4 separate regions of the Mus musculus genome follow, and regions 2, 3 and 4 are each linked to region 1. A link is a loop called in an ENCODE intact Hi-C map of the cell type or tissue named here. Cell type or tissue: heart. All regions are shown on one strand.

Evidence for each region. A loop is a pair of places that touch in the nucleus more often than their neighbours do. Peaks named below come from ENCODE experiments on the same cell type or tissue, not always from the same donor. Only the 100,000 strongest peaks of a DNase experiment are listed, where the experiment ranks them.
Region 2: it touches region 1 in a loop (2.3-fold over the local background); 5 of 42 quality-filtered maps call a loop at or near these places.
Region 3: it touches region 1 in a loop (6-fold over the local background); 19 of 42 quality-filtered maps call a loop at or near these places.
Region 4: it touches region 1 in a loop (2.4-fold over the local background); 5 of 42 quality-filtered maps call a loop at or near these places.

The regions. Positions count from the first base shown.
Region 1 is chr12:69,731,266-69,736,265 of GRCm38, forward strand. All of the region lies in intron 1 of Dmac2l (distal membrane arm assembly complex 2 like), which reads left to right. Among named protein-coding and RNA genes, the nearest start is that of Dmac2l, 8.8 kb to the left of the region's middle. In heart, a CTCF peak has its summit at 2,424; no DNase peak of the experiment used is centred here; H3K4me3 peaks cover 360 bases; H3K27ac peaks cover 452 bases.
Region 2 is chr12:69,812,408-69,817,407 of GRCm38, forward strand. It overlaps Map4k5 (mitogen-activated protein kinase kinase kinase kinase 5), which reads right to left. Exons shown (of 32, transcript NM_201519.2): 26 at 3,883-3,986; 27 at 3,348-3,525; 28 at 729-797. The region is part of intron 2 of 4930512B01Rik (RIKEN cDNA 4930512B01 gene); the gene reads left to right. Among named protein-coding and RNA genes, the nearest start is that of Cdkl1, 24 kb to the left of the region's middle. In heart, no CTCF peak of the experiment used is centred here; a DNase peak (open chromatin) is centred at 2,044; H3K27ac peaks cover 942 bases.
Region 3 is chr12:69,891,191-69,896,190 of GRCm38, forward strand. Map4k5 (mitogen-activated protein kinase kinase kinase kinase 5) reads right to left here and starts at 1,973. Exons shown (of 32, transcript NM_201519.2): 1 at 1,463-1,973. The coding sequence starts at 1,570. Atl1 (atlastin GTPase 1) reads left to right here and starts at 1,915. Exons shown (of 15, transcript NM_178628.5): 1 at 1,915-2,154. In heart, a CTCF peak has its summit at 2,972 (motif pointing left); DNase peaks (open chromatin) are centred at 1,491 and 1,971; H3K4me3 peaks cover 2,676 bases; H3K27ac peaks cover 2,615 bases.
Region 4 is chr12:69,800,012-69,805,011 of GRCm38, forward strand. Map4k5 (mitogen-activated protein kinase kinase kinase kinase 5) reads right to left here. Exons shown (of 32, transcript NM_201519.2): 32 at 3,746-5,000. It overlaps 4930512B01Rik (RIKEN cDNA 4930512B01 gene), which reads left to right. Exons shown (of 8, transcript NR_033573.1): 2 at 2,062-2,191. Among named protein-coding and RNA genes, the nearest start is that of Cdkl1, 12 kb to the left of the region's middle. In heart, a CTCF peak has its summit at 2,492 (motif pointing right); no DNase peak of the experiment used is centred here.

The DNA of each region.
Region 1 (5,000 bases):
TGTTTCTTTGTTTGTTTCGAGAGGGTTTCTCTATATAGCCCTAGCTGTCCTGGAACTCACTCTGTAAACCAGGCTGGCCTCGAACTCAGAAATCCACCTGCCTCTGCCTCCTAAGTGCTGGGATTAAAGGCGTGAGCCACCACCTGTCCGGCAGAATTTGATTTTTTAATGGTGTCTGAGCATTAACTTGCATGTCTTAATTATCTTTTTTTTAAAGATTTATTTTTTTATACACGTGAGTACACTATCACTGTCTTCAGACATAGCAGAAGAGGGCATCAGATCCCATTACAGATGGTTGTGAGCCACCATGTGGTTGCTGGGAATTGAACTCAGGACCTCTAGAAGAACAGTTAGTGCTCTTAATCGCTGAGCCATCTCTCTAGCCCGTCTTAATTATCTTTAAGAGTCTACAAGTTAATTTTTATAAGATTAGCAAATATATAAGTAGTTAGACATATATCACCAAGTGAATTTGTGTTAATCTTAATATACCTGTATAAGATTAGAAATTTATCATAACACAAAAATCTATCCTAACCCAAGATATTTTAGAGGCCTGTTTTGGTCCCTGTAATCTACAAAGGCAATGCAATGATAAACAGAGGCCCCAGTAAAACTAGGGAGGATTGCTGCATTAGTTGATTTATGCCATGTGGTCATCTTAATCAAGATGGTGGTAAAGATACATTGTATATACCTCTCTTTTAACCTTCATAAAGATGGCTGTTTGAGTTCTTGTCTGTGACCCTGTAGCTTCTGTCTCTTCTGGAAGTCCTGCTGCTTCCTTAGATCCTCCTGGGTCTTATATGACACTTCCTCTCTTCTTGGACTCATCTCATTAAAGCCTAGGTATCTTACTGCAAATGGCAGTCCCCTGTTGAGGCCAGCCAGTGGCTCACATGTCAGGGTTCGAGCCTGGAAGGCACCTTGGAATCTGGAAGAAAAGAGGGAATCTAGGCAATGAGAGAAAGAATGGAGCTAAGTCAAGACTTTCTGATCAAAGCTCAATTTTAATATTGGGGAACACGCCTTATGAAGAAGGGGGGGCCCATTCCTGCCGAATCATCTTTGGAGTCCAGCTGCAGGTGACCACGTGTAGGCTACAGAACAGCTAGGCAGCAGGTAGTAGCAGTGGCTGTGGCAGAACAATAGGGTGATCCAGGGAGGCAGGCTCCACCCCAGGCGATCTCCTAGTGACAAGTCAAGCCTGCTCAGCCTGCTTCAGGCTGTGGGGGAAGGTTACAGTCCCCAATATAGCTTAATGGCCCCAAAGTGGCACACTTGGTTTCCGAATTCTCTCACATGTAACAACTTCTGCCACTGCACAAAATAAGATCCCCAAGACTTTTATGTCTAAACCTTCTGTGCTCTACACCCAAAAGCCTCTTATCCTTAAGCCTTTTCTACTTTCCACTTTTGAAAATCTCATATCTCTATGTACTTGTAACATGTGAAAGCTCACTGCACTTCTTTTCATGCGGCCTTTACTTACTATTCTATGAGGAGGGGGCACATTCCATTCTTGATTCTAGCTTCATTATATTTCTAGCAAAACAACTAAAAACCCTCTTCTTTTTTTTTAAAGATTTATTTATTGATTATATGTAAGTACACTGTAGCTGTCTTCAGATACTCCAGAAGAGGGAGTCAGATCTCATTACGGATTGTTGTGAGCCACCATGTGGTTGCTGGGATTTGAACTCTGGACCTTCGGAAGAGCAGTCGAGTGCTCTTACCCACTGAGCCATCTCACCAGCCCTAAAAACCCTCTTCTTAAACTTTCTATCAACTATTCTAATTTTCTAAAATTATTTGAATCAAATGAGGAATTGTATAAAATCATTAATTCATCCAAACAGCATTATTTCATGAAAGTTCCATCTTCATGTTGATCTGCAGGAAATTTTGCACATTATGGTAGGATAATCCCCAGGAGTCAATCATAACAGACCATAGGCAGAAAGGGTCTTTCTTCGCCCAGTCATACCAGATTAGAAAAGCAGGGAAGCCGGGCATGGTGGCGCACGCCTTTAATCCCAGCACTCGGGAGGCAGAGGCAGGTGGATTTCTGAGTTCGAGGCCAGCCTGGTCTACAAAGTGAGTTCCAGGACAGCCAGGGCTATACAGAGAAACCCTGTCTCTGTCTCTCTCTCTCTCTCTGTGTGTGTGTGTGTGTGTGTGTGTGTGTGTGTGTGTGTGTGTGTGTGTGTAGAGATCTGGCCTTTAATTAATTCACAAATATAATTGCAAATGTTAGAAACACTGTTATAAACTTAGTATTTCTTCTGATAGTAAACAAGTGTGTTTTCTTTTATAATTTAAATTTCTAAATTACTTATTGTATATAGCATATAGAGACAACTATTTTCTAGTTTTCTGATTTAACTTGAGTTATATTCACTAACTCACCACTAGAGGTCTCCTCTTTCCATGTAGAAAGCATTCCTACTGGCCACACTGCTTGTTTTCAAGCAGGAAGTAGTTCTCCGATGTCATAACGGTAGCAAAGCTGAAGTTAAGAAAGAAAAAACCTTCCAAATTTTTAAAACTTTATTTCTAGATATAAATGTATTTTTAAATTTTAACTCAATTTAGGGAAAACATTTAATGTCTTTGGAATAGCTAAAATAAGTCTGGCCCTGCCTTTATCTAAGTTCGATTAGAAAAACGAATGAAACCAACAAAGTATTGAGTTTTCAAAGACTTTGTATTTCACCTGCTTAGTAACAGCTTCTCTGGCTTGGCCTTTCCACCCCAGTTAAGGCAGTCACTGAAGGCTACTAACCAACAGATACTGTAAACTTCTGCATTATGTTGGCAAAGAAAATAAGTGGTTTTAGCTTGTTTAGCTCTGCCTGCTCCTACCCTCCATGCCTGTTCCCCTCCCTCTTAACCTTCCTGATTGAGAACTCTGTGGGCTGGCAAGATGGCTCAACGGATAAGGGCACTGACTGCTTCTTCCAAAGTTCCTCAGTTCAAATCCCAGCAACTACATGGTGGCTCACAACCACCTGTAATCTTTGGGCCTGATTGAGTGGAATAATAAATAAATGTTTGGGCCTGAGCGATCGGGGCCCACTGGAGTGAGCAGAGGTCCTAAAACGTCAATTCCCAACAACCATATGAAGGCTCACAACCATCTGTACAGCTACAGTGTACTCACATACATAAAAGTAAATAAATAAATCTTAAAAAAAGAAAAAAGAAAGAGAGAGAAAACTCAGTTTGTGGTATAGAATCTCACAGTGTGGTTTTGAATGGTCTGGAACTCACTGTGTAGACCAGGCTGGCCTTGAACTCAGATCTTCTGCCTCTGCCTCCCAAGTGCTGGGACATGATGCTTGAAAACTTTTAAAGACTGTTTAAGACCTATCTCAAAAAAAAAAAAATCTGGTATGAAGCCTTCCCCTTTTTTAGGCTCTCATGCATAATCCATGCCTTAAGGAACCATATTAGATGTTTGTATTTTCATGTCATCTGTCTTCTCCATGAAACTATGGGTTGTAAGAGAACAGGGTGGGATCTTTCTTTGCACTTTCCTTGTTGCTGCTTTGCCTCATCATTGCTAGTTTGTACTCAGTACAGCACACATTCAGTGAGCATTTATGAATGGATGAATGATTGGATGGATGGACTGATGGATGGATGGATGGATGGATGGATGGGTGGGTGGATGGACGGATGGATGGATGATGGATGGATGGATGGATGGATGGGTGTGGCGTTTAAATGAGAGGTTGAGTAAGATTTTTCACAAACGAGGTCAGGGTGGAATGAATACAGGCACTAGCCTGAGTAGGGGATGAGAAAGCCCAGCTTTGTAAACAAAATTGGCAACACACAAGTTGTTCAAGATGGATATAGGTGGAGAGAGCTTGACAGAAATCCGGAAAGGCCAAGGCTGTGGGATGTAGCTGAGGTGGAGATTTGTGGTGATGAGGACAGCCCTGGAAGGAAGATGAAGATGAAGACTCGGGGGTGCCGTCGGTTGAGTAGTAGAGTGTTTGCCTAATATACTCAGCCCTCTGCCCAGTTCCCAGCACTGCCAAAGAGGGAGGGGTTGGGGAAAGACAGGAGGAAAGGGGAAACAAGAGAGGCCTGAGAAAGGTATTCCTGAGGTCTCATCCGTTGGTTCACTGCCCCAGCAACCCATGTCCTTGGCTTTAAAATGCTTCCCACTCCGGCACCTTTTAAACCTTCTCTCTCTTGTTCTACAATCATCCAGAGCCCTGACAGGTAGGAAAGAGTACTAGGTTCAAATGCAACACTGACACACATTAGTTTAGAGACATTGAGCAAGGTCCTTTAGGCACATGCATTTATTAATGCCCCACCTTGTTCCAGAAAGGATTTAGAGTGTCAGCATGTTACTTAATATCAAGGCTTTAGTTTCCCCATCACTGAATGAGAGGTTTCGTGTAGCTGACCTGAGTGCCTTCCAGCTCTAACACTTTGTGACTCTAATTCCAATGATTCTCTTGGTCATCTTCCCTTAGGAGTCCTACCAACACTTCATATTTAGAATTTGAAAAACAAAGGAAAAGAAACTGAGCCAATAGCAGTCTTGCTCTTGTGTGTGTGTGTGTGTGTGTGTGTGTGTGTGTGTGTGAGTGTGTGTGTGTGTGCCTGCCTCTGTCCATATCCTTTGTGCTCACACACGTGTGCTTGTATGTGGAGGCCAGGGTCAGTATGGAGTGTCTTCTCCAGTCACTTTCTGTTGTGTAGTATTCACCAGAAAAGACTACTCCGACATGGGTTTAGGCCAATAGAAAGTCTTTATTAGCCAGCCGGTGATTACACTGGGTGTTTGGGATCCCAGTGTTACCCTGAGCCTTTCTCAGAGTGAAATTTTCAGCACAAAACCCATGTTCTGAGTTGATGTGCTTCGGGTAAAAGGAGAGTTAGCCAGCAGCAGAACTACAGAAGCCAGAAAACAAGGTTAGCACATTTAGAGACTTTCCCAGAACTAAGGACTTTGATGGATTAGGTCTTTGTTT
Region 2 (5,000 bases), 81 kb after region 1:
CTATTAGGATTAAAAAAGGATGTAGTTTCCTTATAGATAACTTTATAACACTTCTACCTGACAGGTGTTTAGAGTCAAGTCCCTTACCAAGGGACGGCAAGGGGTGAGGCCCTGCAGCCTTTGGGTTACTCAGTTGTGTTATTAGATGATCTTATACATACAGGTGGTTTGGCCACTAAAAGCAAGCTGTACAGCCATGTTCCAAATATAATCCCAAGTCTGGGTACAGTCCATCCTATAACACTTACTGCACAAAGAGAAGATGGGTTTTGAGAACTGGAGTGCCTCCTCTGCAAAAATCAAAGTAACACGTCTGCTAAGCTGTTGTTTTCTGCCTTCCCTGCTCACACTGCAATCTGCTCCCATTAGTAACATGTCTCCTGCATAACAGATCAGGAGCCTGAGTGCTTCAAGCCTGAGAAGCCTCCAGAAGTTCATGTTAAGTGACTCTGTGACCTTCTACTCTCATAATTACAGAGAGAGGGGAAAGTTTATACAGAGATTCCCTAAGAGGGGGACAGTGCTAATGTCTCCACATGAGTCAAATGTAAAACAAAGGACAGCACCTAGGGACAGCAGCTCAGCCTCTTGCTGCAGTGAATTTTAGCTGCTTAATCAATACAACCAGGTCACTTAAAGAGAAAGGGCCTGAATAACAGTTTAATTTCACTAAAAGGGGTTGCTTTATCAAGTAGTACATTCAAAATAAACTTCAAAATAATACTTACTGTCTAAACACACCAAAACAGTATCTCTCTCCAACTGTGTCACATGAATGGAATCCAGCTGTTGGCTGCCTAAGTGGGGAAAGGTTACCGTTAACAACAGACTCAGTGAAGCAGGCTTAGAAACCAACAAAGTCTGAATCTTCCTGAGATTTACTTGAAATATGGTGAAAGCTGCATCGTGTCATGCTATCGCAGAAAGCAAAACAAAACAACAACAAAGAAGAAGTATGTACCTCAGTTTAGAAGAACAAACATCAGCTCAGCTCGGAAATGGATACCTGAGCTAAAATCAATACTGCCCTAATTACTACTTTTGCTTTAGAAAGGTGGGCTATCGTGATGATGTGATAAGGGCAGGTATGTGGAAGGAAAGGACGATACACGCACACAGTGCTTAGATTTTGTTCTGCACTCACAAGAGATGGAATCTGTCAAGTCCAAAGGAAACTTCACTTTCCCAAACCCCAAAGGCAGTCCAAATATCCAGAAATGAGCTTAACCTGTATACACATAGGAGGATTTCTGGCAGTTAGATAGAAGCCAGCATTTCTCAGGAACTTGTGAAACTAGTTCTCACCTGCCAAAAGGAGCCATTTCCTTTCCCTCTGGCAAAGGGGACATATGGCTACCTGTGGGGACATATGGCTACCTGTGGTGCGTGTGAGCATATTAAACCAGTGCTGACCTCCAGGCTCCTTCAGTACCCAAGTTCCTGTTACACATTTCAGAGCCCATGCTGGCATCCCAGCTCTGCTCCCCTCCCACCTCCCCAACACGCCCTCCAGCTCCTGGGCTTCCCTCCCTGCAGCTAGCTATTCATTCTCTTTATAACCCTGCTATTCTTGATGTGATTCTCACTAGGCGGTCAGTCTCTATTTTCTATCCTCTGCTAATCTCCTATCTCTTGCAGATAGCCCTGGCCCTGTCTAGTCTGCTGCCACATTCAGCCTATTTCTTTCTCTCTCTGCTCTGGACTCTCCCAGATTTCCTCTCTCACATCTGCAATAAAAAGTTTCCCCTTAACCATACCATGGGGGTAGTCATGTCACCCATTTCTACAGCAGGCACATGGTCCCTTACAGACACATCACTGAGCAGCACAGTAGGCAGCCTTGTCAAGACAACCAATGAAGCATCTTTCAGGCAACACACCAGATGTAATTTTTCTCAGCTAATCTATGTTCATTCACTCACTCAACAAATACCAAGAAGTGACCATGCTGAGGGCTGCCCTGGGAGTCAGGGATCATGAGGAATGAGTCAGAATCTGCAGAGGAAGGACTCCTACAACAGAGCTCCTTTCAAGGCCACAGCTTTGCCAGCTAAAGGCTCTTGGCTCAACAACAGACACAGCTGGGGTTGGATCAACGATCACTTGTGCAAACAAAGCCTAATGAGGACCAAAGCTGGACTGAAAGGGGCCTCGTCCGTGTGCTCAGGCGAGCGCATGATAACCTCAGAGGCCTGGCTTGCTCAGGAAGTACTTACTGGACTGTTTGTATTTCAGCTGGGACAACGTTAAAGGTGGATATAATGTGGCACTTGAGGCACTGGACCACATCAAAATCTCAAAAACCAACTCAAATTCTGAGATTCAAAAGAGGACTCAATCCACCTCTAGCATGGAGAAGTGTAAGCTCCCACACACCAGCCTGAAGGAGGAGGGTGGGAATCACTGTGGGTAACTATGCAACAATCGCCATGCTGGACTACGGTGTAAATATCACTTGGGTTTGTGTTGTTCTTATTTTCAATTCTTTTGGAGACAGGCTTTGACTATGAAGCGCTGCCTGCTCTTGCCTCCAGAATGTTCAAGTTAAAGGCATGCACCACCATCAGGCCTGGCCTAATCACAGTTTTAATAAACAGATCCATAGCCACTTATTGTGGTCCTTGCCTAACCAAGAATCATTTGTATTTCGGCTGCTTACTCTGGTGACAGGAACTTTACCCCTTCTGTTAGCTTCATAGGAGGCACACACCCAACTGCAGATGCCATTAAGACCACAGAGAAGGGCGAGGAACAGGTGCAAGGGGCTTTCTTCTTTTCCCTTACTGGGAATTACAGCTTGGTCCACAAAGCAGGTATTCAAAGTTCAGGGCTTACAAGCTGGTTAAATTCTCAGTAAATTTGTGAGTTACACAATATCAGGCTTGTTGTCTAAAACTGACTATGGTGGCAGCGGGTCACCCATAAACAAACAAACAAACAAACAAACAAAAGGCCCTTGGGCAAACAGAGATCATATACTATATGTAGATAATTTCTTATTATTTAGAAATGTAGGTAATTTTTTACTTAGAAAATTATGATAACATTATTTTTATTTTTTAAATAATTTATTTGTATTTTATATTCCTTGGTGTTTTGCCTGCATGTGTGCCTGTATGAGGGTGTGCGAGCCCCTGCAACAGGTGCTACCGACACTTACGGGCTGCCATGTGGGTGCTGGGCATTGAACCTATGTCCTCTGGAAGAGCAGTCAGTGCTCTTAACCAATGAGCCATGTCTCCAGCCCCTATGCTTACAGTTTTATTAGAAGCCCACAATGGTTGACCTTAAGTCTCTGCCTCTGATACAGGTAAAAGCAGGAACATAACCAAGTGAAAAACACTCACCTGCACCAATTTCTGTAAACCAGGAAGATGCAGAATTCAAGTTGATTGTCTCAAACTGAACTACTTGGCTGGAGTCCGAGCCTTTGCTGATAGCCACACAAACCATGGGGTACTCCTGCTCTGGGATCACCAGCATTTCAAAAACATTCAGTGGACTTGGTAAAGGAAAATCGAAATGCTGCAACAGACAAACAGGAAGAATAAGCAATCCCTCGTTCACAGCAGGTTGTATGAGGTCAGCTAGAAGGTTGCTCCTCACCCTGCCTTGTCTATAAAAGCTCGTTTCTCTGTGATGAGGAGCAAGACTGTTGTTCCGAGAAACTTAAGAGGACTGGCCACATGGCTATGATGATTCCAGAGGCTTATTAAGTAACGGGAAGTTACAGAGAAGATATTACTAAGAACATAAAATATAACACACGCACTTCCTACTAACTCTCAGGGGCTGTTCCTCATAGTAGTAATTCCAGCTTTAGCCAACTGGAGTTATGCACAGTGCTTTCTCAAGGAAAAACTGTAAGAGAGTCACATGTACCTTTATCAGCATGAATTTCTGCATCGGCTCATACCACTGAAGCAGAACGATGCCAGACTGCAAAGCTCCACAGAGGTACTTATGTCCCGTGTAAGGGTTTCTAACTGAAAAGAAAGAAAAACAATCCTAGCCACACACACATCGCTGGATTTCTTTTGGTGAGAATGTATCATTAGGTTAGGTAACAGGTGAACTCTATTCTCCTAAAAGCCAGGTGGCTTTTCTTTTTATACAGGGTCTCACTGTGTAGCTCTGGCTGGTCTGGAACTCCCCTGGAACACACAGAGAGGCCCCTGACTCTGTTTCCTGAGTGCTGGGATTATAGATGTGCACTATTTCACTCAACTTGTGACTTATTTTTTAATGAAGACAGTTGCTGGCATGTGGAAACCCCAGCAACATGTGATGTGAATCAGTACATTTATGAATCCATCTTGCTGGACCATCCTTTGACTCAAATCTACAAAAATTCATATTGGTCTGTCTTTCTCCCAGTGACTGCCATCAACCACATCACCCAGCGGCTGCGTGAGCGGGTACTTGCTCTAAGTGAGCGGGTACTTGCTCTAAGTGCTGCAGAATTGCATCAAGGCTTCAGACTGCAGGCTTCCAGACCTTTCAGAGCCATAGATGACAGCACATGATTCTCATTAATTCTCCCTAGGAAGCTGAAATCGGGGTGTATCGTCACACACCGTGTAGCATGTCAGTTAGCAAAGGCTTGAATAAATCATGGTAGTTCTGCAGATGACACTACTTGGTGACAAATCACTTGGTTTGTGTACGTACAAGGTTAAATCACCCACTGATACATACATCATGAAGTGACACGTGACTGTAGCCAGAGCACATTGTAGATGAGTACTTTGTTCTACAGAGTCTCTTTTCATGAGGATAAATATGAAAGCTCACTGACCAGGCAAACCAACAACTCCCAGTTGTTAGAAGTTCAAGGTTTAAGAGATTGGGCCTAGATCTGATTCTTGGTTCTGTCGCTTCCTGTGACATAGTGTCAAGCACTATTTAAGGGGTAGGAGCAACAGTTCTGTAGTAAGGAATGCACCACTGCTTCAAGCCCATCCTCTAATACTCCTCTCAGAAACACCCGCTAAACGCCT
Region 3 (5,000 bases), 160 kb after region 1:
TGCTCGGTTGCTAGAACAGTGTCTGCTTGGGCCCAAATGCCTCGTTTTCAGGGGTAAAAAGCCTACCCAGAGTTCTTACCTCAGAATCCATCACCCCAAGGTACTACTCTCAGCAAAAAATTACTCAAAAACAAGCAGAGAAAAGAGATGTTTTCCTTGCATTATACCTGTGCAAGTCAACATACCTCAGTGGGGTCAAGCAATTACTCATGAAACACAGCCATCAGGGCTCTATGCAGATTGCTGTTTGGAACATACTGATACATACATAGGTCAAAATATCAAGCTGTTGCAAAAGGAAAATAAGCTTTTATTTGGGGGGGGGGGTGTTAGAGACAGGGTTTCTCTGTGCAGCTCTGGCTGTCCTGGCACTCACTCTGTAGACCAGGCTGGCCTTGAACTCAGAAATCCACCAGCCTCTGCCTCCTGAGTGCTGGGATTAAAGGCGTGCACCACCAACACCCAGGTCAAAAATAAGCTTTTTCTTAATCCCCATAAGGAACTGCACTAACTCTGCCCCTTTGGGACAAAGAACAAAAGCCATGAGGGAATATTGGACAGTGTTTTCCTCTGAACCCTTCAAAAACTTAGCAGACTTAAGAAATCGGTTTGCTTTGCTATGGCATGTTTTTTGTTGTTGTGTAACGGCAGATTACAAATTTATTATTATTTGTCTTAATATAAGAGACCAGTAAAAAGGGTAGCAGTAATTATCCACTCATGATTATGGAATGCTATAAATCCCATAGAGAGGAATTAGTTTAGTAGGAAAACCCCATAAGTTATATTCATTATTATCAACCAGATACAAAATGCCTAAACTTCTGCCAGGTGACAAAGGTCTTCCTCTAAATATGTTTAAATTTCATTACACTTTGTTTATTTCCTGGGAGTGTGTGAGTGTGTATGTGTGGGGGATCCGTGCTTCCACCAAGAGAATCCGGGGACCGTTCTGGGGTCCTAAGTAAGGTTTGGCTCTAAGGGCCTTTAACACCCTGAGCCACCTCACCGGTCCCCAAAGACATCTTCCTACAGGCTGTCATGTTTACACACAAATCCTTTTACTCCAGAACCAGATTACTTACAGTTGACAATTTAGAGTCCGGTTCCACAGAGATTTTTTTCAAGGCAAGTTCACCCAAACCAGTACAGGACGCAAAGGTCTAGATTTACAATACTCTTTCCTATCTACCGCCTTCCGCGAAGCATTTTCCCCCCACATCAACACCAAACCATCCTCCGGAATAACTTCAATACCATAAATACGCCTTAAAACCACAAAAAAAGCTCAGCCGTGGTCTGGAAGGTGCGGTTAAGTCTGCCGGTCGCTAGCCTTAGAACCGATGGGGAACCCAGGGTGCTCGGAACGGTGCGGCGGGCTCCGGGCCGCTTCCTGGCCGGACGCTGTGGTCCGGCGCATCCCGGGGGTGCCCCACGTTCGCAGGCCGGGCCGGGGCCTCACCTTGTACACGTCCCCGTAGGTGCCGCTGCCGACCCTCTGCACCAGCTCGTAGTCGTGCTGCGGGTTCCGTCTCAGGATGTCGGCGGCAGGCCTCAGCGGGGCCTCCATCTTCGCTGCGCCCAGTCCGGGGCTCTGCCCGCCGCAGCCGTCTCCCGCTAACGAGGGCGCGCGGCGCTTCCCAACATGGAGCCTCGGCTCGCAGCTGCGCCTGCACCGGCGAGAGCGAGCGCGGGGGGCGTCACGGGGCGCAACCCCGGCAGCCTCCGGGCCTCGTCGGTCCCGCCAGGCCCCGCGCCGGCCGTACCCGAGAGGCCGTCCGTTCTTGGCCGAGCGCCGGCGTCGGAGACCCGCGTCTTCTCCGAGACGGCCGTGCGCACAGTCGCCGCCGCACCACGTTCCCCACCCGCGGCTGCGTCACCGGGAGACACGTTCGCGGCCGGCGCGGATCGAGCCTGGCCCGCCCGAGAACGCAGGCCGCGGGCCCAGACTGCCGCCCTGAGGCCCGCCGAGTGCACAACACCCTGGACGCCGCCGCGCCCCGCCTCCCAGCTGCTTGCGGGGCGCCGGAGGCGTTCGTGCGGCGTCTGACCCGCCCAGCCTCGGCCAGGATTCGCCCAGTGGCCGGCGGACTAGAGGAGGAGGGTCTGTCCGCAGGCCTCCGGAGCGCTGCCTTCTGCTTCCTTTCGGTACAGGTAAACTGAGGCCGCCCGGGCAGGAGGTGGGGGAGTGCCGGGTTAACTAAATGCCGGCACACCCGACTGCACCGTCCTGTTCCACACACTGTTCCCGGTGGTACCAGTTCCGAGGCTGGACCGCACACCTGCAGAACCTGTCTTCCACCAGGGTTTCCCAGAGCCATTTTTGAAAACCCCAATTCCTTTCGAAGTTTCTGTGGTCTCTGGGCATCACCGCAATATTGCAAGTGTTAATGGGAGGAGTTTTAGAGATGCTAAAGCAAAGCTAGGGACCTTTGTCTGATTCTGCTTCCAAAGTAGGTGATCTGGGACAAGGCATACGTGGCAACATCCCAGTGTCCTTATCTGTAGCTGGAAGAGGATAGGTTTTGCATTTGACACCCGAGAAATGTTTGTAAACCATTTTTACAGCATTGTAAAGAGGAGTGTAAAATGTAAGAGGCTTTAAAATGTAAGAGGCCTAACTAACAATGCCCAAAATATTGGGCAGGAGTTATGAGAAGTGATTTGGTTAATGTTTCAATCTCTTTTGTAATTTGAGTTCCAGTCTTGTTCTTAAGGTAGAAATGAAGTTGCCAATTTTATGTATACTGGTAAAGTTACTTCTAGAGTCTTACAGAGATTTTCAGTTGGAAAACCAGATAAGGACTGGAAAGATGGCCCAATTGTTAGCAGCACCGGCTGCAGCTCAGAGGTTGATTCCCAGCACCTGCGTGGCGGCCCACTCCTCATTAACTCCAACTTGGGATCCAGAGTGGGCTGGGAGGGAGGGCCAACGCCCTCTTCTGGCCTGTGTAGGCACCACATATGCATATGGTGCACAGCTGTACATGCAGGCAAAACACAAAATTAAATAAAAATGTAAGAAAATTGAAAAAACTAGAAAAAAAAACGACAACAGAACAAATTTCAGATGACACGTGACTCCAGACACACTCTAATTCTGTTTTGAGAAATAACTTCTTATAGCTAATAAATGAAGAAATTAAATTAACACCTTAACGGAACAGAGACTGTATGCATTTTCTCGTGATCCACACACAAAGAGCACTTATTTAGGGAACATAAGTAAGCCCAGACTTACATGCCCCAGGGACAAAGCCTGTGTGTGTGCTGCACTGAAAAAAAAAATGGTTGAAGAACAGTTCCTTCTTTGAAATCTTCTTGGCACTTGTTTTGGTGGGCACATATTTTTGGCTTCGATGACTCAAAATCTCTTCAAGTGTTCTATTGGTATCTTAGTACTTGTTTACTGTCATGGATTTATGGTGGTCATGTAGTCAAACCCACCCTTACCCACTGTGTGACTAGGCCGTTGTGGGATATTCATGGGTTGAAGGCCTTCCACCACACTGGCCGCAGGATAGTCAACCTGGAGGGCCAGTGTTGTGTGAGGGGAGAGCAGTCTTCCAAGTTTAGAGTCAAAATGGGGATGTTGATCCTTTGTCTAGTGTGAGATGTATTTGCTCTTATTTATACCTGCATTATCCCGTAGAGAGTTTGAGGCAGCTCACACAAAATACTTATTTTTACACAAGATAAAAATAAATGAGAGGAAACTGCATCAGATTTGAAAGGGGGGAAGCAGGAAACCAGAACAATGCAACCAAAAGAGAGAGAGAGAGAGAGAGAGAGAGAGAGAGCAAGAGAGAGAGAGCACAAAGAAGACTTGAGGGTGGGTTTTCTTTGTATGCTTTTGAGAGGAAGATGAACAAATTGATCAAGAGAGGCGTATCTTTTCCTGATGCTAAGACCTCAGAGACATTTCCCTTGTGAGCCTTCACAGAGTGGAAACCTGAGTAGCCAGCTTGAGACAGAGATAAATATCCTCTGACAAGCCTCCAAGTGTATTGTTGTAGGAACATACTGTTTAAAATGAATTAGGTAATAAAAAGTTGGAGGTCACAAGTGAAGATAATTTATGTTGCCAGTAATGGCAGATCCATATGCTCTGACCATCAGCCAAAGAATGGATAGCCTGGAGAGACAGGCGTCTGTGCTGCTGGGAATCAGTGTCTGCTACAGTCATCATTTTCCTAGTACCACAGATGAAGCAAACAGGAAGACATTTGCTTTACACTAACTTCAAAGGAATTTTTAGATTTTTTTTTTCAGAACTAGCTGAGTTAATTTTAACAAGGTCAGTGATGTAAAGAAGTTCAAATTCAATTTACTTATAAGCTGTGAGTAGGCTTAATTTGAATCTTAAACAATTAAGCATGTAGTTTCCAAGTTGAAAGTTACATACTAGTAAGTCAGTGTAGCTAATGTTGAAAGAGCACTTACAATTGCTCAGTTTTATAGTGACAAGCTATGGAATAAGAAGAAACATGACTTAATAGGTATTTCATTCAAAACACACACACACACACACACAATAATACACAATAAGTAAATGTTTTTCAGCTTTTAAAAATATAATTTTGGCCGGGCAGTGGTGGCGCACACCTTTAATCCCAGCACTCAGGAGGCAGAGGCAGGTGGATTTCTGAGTTCGAGGCCAGCCTGGTCTACAGAGTGAGTTCCAGGACAGCCAGTGCTATATAGAGAAACCCTGTCTCAAACCCCCCAAATATATATATAAATAATTTTGATGCAATTTATTTATTTCTTGGGGGCCAGTGCTAATGCTATGGTGTATGTGTGTGCATGCCTGTGCGTATGTATGTGCATGTGTGTATGAGTGTGTCTTAGAGGACAACTGTGGGAGTCAACTCTGACTTTCCAGTATGTAGATCAAGCTCAGGCCATTAGGTGGAGGCAGCAGCTTATATAGGCTGTGTGGTCTCACTGGCCATATTTTCCAGCTTTTTGCTATTTTCCATATAACAAACTATTGTGGT
Region 4 (5,000 bases), 69 kb after region 1:
CCCTGGTGGTCCTAAAAACTTACTTTGTAGACCAGGCTGGCCTCCAACTTAGAGATCCACCTGCCTCTGCTTCCCAAGTGTGGTGGGATTAAAGACACGAGGCACAATTAATTTTAAGATATATGTTAAAAGTATTGGTGGTTCTAGAATATTTCTGATCTAAGAGAGAATACAAAGAAGCAGGAAAGCTACAGAGATTGGCTTTAGACATTTTTGACAATAAAAACCAGTGTTCCCTTGTATCTTCATAAAAGATGCCATAAGGAACCTTGGAAATTGGCTCAAGACACTCCAAGACCAAGTTCTCGGCACAAAAGGCGATTTATTTTCCCCAGAGAGACAGAGGGCAGGGATAAGGGACAAAGACATGAGACAGAGGACAAGAGTGAAGGAGCAAAAAAGAGGGGTGGGAGTGTTTGTCCCAGAGGACAAAGGACAGCCTCTGGATAGGGAGGAGACAGATGTGGCCCATAGGCAAATAGCAATCTACAAAGGAAAAGGGAGAAACCTGTTGCTAGAATGAGGTGTTTAATTTTAATTGGGCATGATAGATGACCCAAAGGGGGCTTTTGATTGCTGGACTTCAATAGCTGGACCTTGGTGGTCAGCCTCAGGAAGAGCAAGTGGCCATTGGGGGCTAGCTTAGGGCAGTGGTGGAGAAAAGCAAGGCCTGTCAGAGCCATGATAGCTGTGCTGGGCCCCATTGGGTCTTTCAGTCATCCCAAGATGATCACAGTGAAGCAGATGATCCAGGAGGATGGATCTGAGAACCACCACCAGGATGAAAGGCACGGAGCCCAAGTTCAGTGTCGTTTGTTTTCAGAGTTTGCTAAGCACTGTGCTTGCTGAAGTTACTTGGGAATATGGGATTAACTTAGCAAAGCACCTCTGTCACTGTCACGTGTGGTAAGGGTTTTGTTGTTAAAGTGTCACTAAGCGGCACTTTATAGCTTCTTAGTCTCTGTTGATGTCATCAGCCCAGAATGCATCCCTCTTTCTGCTGGTCCTTTCTTCATAGCCGAGCCTTGTAATGAATTCATAACTGCTCAGGCACCGTTCTCTCTTAGGTATCTGCACTTTCTAAAGATGAGGACTTAATGTAACATGTGGAACTCTGTGAGGATATGCGGTCATGCGACTCTCAGGTTCTTAAAATTGCACCTCACCCACCTACGTGAAGAGCCTGGTGCAGGCATGAGAAAGGGGTGTTCACACGCTATTAGAGAAAGGGGTGTTTGTTTGATATTAGGGAAAGCTGCTGGTAACAGCCCTGGCACCTACACATGCCAGGGGCTGTCAGGGTTTAAACCTTATGACAAACTAGAACTCTATTTGAATACATACTACACAAGTCTGTCCATATGATACACATGGGCCGAATCTGTAACTTGGGTCCTTGTGAGTAATGCCACAATTACACATTAACTCTGTGATAATCTGATTCTTTTGTGTGTACGCCCAGAAGCAATAGAGCGGGACTGTCCAGTGGTTCTGACGTCAGCATTGGAGGAAGCTCCATGATTTTTGTGTAGTATGTAAGGGTTTTATCTTAAACCCTCTAGGCACTCATCAGCACTGGTTTTGCTAGCCATATCCACTGAAGAAGACAGAATCTCAATGTATACATTTTAAGGCTTATTTTACTTTATGTGTATTAATATTTCGCCTGTATGTACATATAACCAGCATGCTTAGTGAATCCCCTGGAACTGGGGTTACAGAGTTGGTTGTGAGCCCCAATGTGGGTCCTGGGACTCAAACCCAGGTTCTTTGTAAGAGCAGCAAATGTTCTTAACTGCTAGGCCATCTCTCCAGCCTTCAGTGGTTTTGATTTGCCTTCCTCTGATAGGACTTTTGTTCTTGTATTTTTTTTTTTTTTTTTTCTGGTAAGAACTGTCCAGATATCTGTCCCCTTTTTGATTGGATGAACTTTCTGGGCATTATCCACTAGAGATGTGGCTAGCAAAGGTTTCGCCTGCTGTGCATGATTTCTTCATTGCTTCCTTGGCTACACAGAAGCCTTTCATTTCACTCCACTTACCAATTCTATTGTTTCTCCAGCAGCCGGAATCCTTTTCATAACGTCCCTCCCCATGCCTGGATACTGAAGTGTGCTCTCTACATTTTCCTCCGCAGTTTCAAAGATTCTGGCCTTTGGTCCATTTTGAACTGACTCTTCGACAGGGCAGAGGTAAAATCTAGTTTTACTCTGTATGTGAATGTCCAGATATCTCAGTGCCATTGGCTGAGAAGGCTGCAGTTTCTCCAACTGATGCTTTCAGTGTCTGAGTGACAGATGGGGTGGCTGAAGCTGGGTGTGGTCTCAGGTCCTTCATCTGAAGGCATGGCTTCTGTTGAGACCTGAAGGCATCAGTTTATATTTCTTTTTTTTTTTTTTTTAAAGATTTATTTATTATATGTAAGTACACTGTAGCTGTCTTCAGACACTCCAGAAGAGGGAGTCAGATCTCATTACGGATGGTTGTGAGCCACCATGTGGTTGCTGAAATTTGAACTCCAGACCTTTGGAAGAGCAGTCGGGTACTCTTACCCACTGAGCCATCTCACCAGCCCCCAGTTTATATTTCTTGCTATGTAAACCAACTATCACGCCAGTATCCTTGAAATTAATGTGATTTGGTGTTTGTTTTTATTAGATCTTTGAATTTCAAGTTTCATGTATTTTGATCATGTTCACTTTGCCCAATATTTTTCATTACATTGCTTTTGTGTGGTGTGTGCCCATGTCTCTGTCTCTCTGTCTCTGTGTGTGTGTGCATACCTCGGTGTTTAACCTTCAGGACTTATGCTCTTTGATTTAGAATCTAATGTTCTGGGACACGTTCCTTGAAATGCATCGTTGTTTTGTTTATTGAGATAGACTCTCACCATGTATAGTCTGGGCTGGCCTCAAAAGACTCATGATCTGCCTCACCCTCCTGAGGGATGGATTATAGGTGTGCATTAGCATACCTGGTGAAATATGTAGTTGATTTATTACTTTTTTTTTCTTTTTGGCTTTTCAAGACAGGGTTTCTCTGTGTAGCCCTGGCTGTCCTGGAGCTCACTCTGTAGACCAGGCTGGCCTCGAACTCAGAAATCTACCTGCCTCTGCTTCCCAAGTGTTGGGATTAAAGGCGTGCACCACCACTGTCTGGCCTAAAAGTTCTTGAAGTGTCTGCTCACAAGACACGGCCGTGCCACCTTCTTCCTGTGATTGTCCAATGGTTCTGCTGTCCCACCAGCTTGTTTCCTCAAGAGCTCCCCCCCCCCCCCCCCCCCGCGCCTTCTCTGTCACTCTCACTGATTGCTCATTTTTCACAGCATGGGACAGAAGACTGACTGACCGCAAGCTCTGGGCACAGCACAGCTTCCATTTACTGTAATGTTTTCTAGCCATGCAGCTTGTGAGCAGGAGGCCTTGGCCAGGCCCTTTCTTAGGTCTTTTCACTTTCCCGAGTTAGAGGCTTGTCTGTTGTGTGTGGCACTCCTCCTGAGGAGCCCATTTAACACATCCCATGTAAACAGCCAATGTGCATTCTATTTGACTATTGGGGGTGTGTGTGCAGGCACACACTCATTGGGGTCAGGTGACAACACTGTGGAGTCAATTCTTTCTCCCTCCACCTTCACATGGGTGGCTTCTGGGGACCAAAGTCAGGTTTGCATGGCAAGAACCTCTATCCAGTGAGCATCTTGCTGCCCAACCCCAATATGTGCACTTTAAAGAACAAATACTTTATAGTTCATTTGCGTAACATTTTATTACTTGTATATTGCATAGTGAAAAGAGCAGAGTCGGAGGACTCTTGGTCTGGCTCAAAGAACTAACCAGTATGTAACGTGTAAGTTGTTTAACTTGGTTAAACTCTTACCTCCTCATTTGGAAGGTGGAGATGATAACATGGACTTTATAAAACTGTAAAGATGAGATAGGTACATTGTTTTCCTCAAGTATCCGGTCAGACTACGTCTATCGTTTGCTACTCTTAGCCCCTGTGTTCATTACCTCAATGCTAACTGTTCTTAATAAATGCATTAAGACAGCTGGTACCAATAAAACACATCAATTCTGAATACTAAGAATTGTAAAATAAAAACAAACTAAAAGACAACCCTATCCTTTTTTAATTTTAGTATACTGGTTTTTTAAAAAATATAAAACAACATCATTTATCTATACTATCCCATCAGAAATTCCAATTTCACTTAAAGTTTTTTTTTTCCTTAAGCCTACTCACAATGAATATCTATGTATGTGAAAACCCCAAGATTACACGTGTAATTACTTTCTCCCTTGGCATAACATAAGTAAAATACATAATATGGGCAGTTAAATACTTTTTTCCCAAACATTAGGGGTCATGATATATATAAAGATTAATTTCTTATGCATTATCCCTAATGTAAAAAACAAAATCACAGGTATATTATACTGCTTGTCAAAACTCCGGTAGTCACACCTGGACACTACACGTCCCTGCTGAGGCTTTGTGTCCACCATCAGTATTTCTGCACGAGCCCTTACAACCATCTGGAGTTGGAAACCAATTCCCGTTAAGGCAACCCTGTATGAAACTGTCGTAAAATATTCTGTTAAGGGAAGCTGTATGTGCTAGACCTCCAACACGCCGCCAGGAACCCCCAAAGCACTACTCTGAGAAGGTAAACAACATTTTCACACATTATAAAAAATTTCAGCTGCTCTGCAACCTTCCTTTGCTAAAAGTTAGAAACATTACACCACTCCAGCAAGAGATTAATAAATAAGGATTAAATATTCTATCTTACAAAAACATACAGAACGGCCAATGTCAAAGTGAAAGGCTTGTTCGATAACGTCTTATCAAATTATGTTCACTAAGAAGGAGTAAGACATGGTATAAAATGATATAATGCTCAGTAAACTCCCTCTCCAGAGAATCATGAGTTATTTAAAAACACCATGGCACCTTGTTACAAACATTGTTTTTTAAAAAGGACTGTGTTTCTTGGAACTA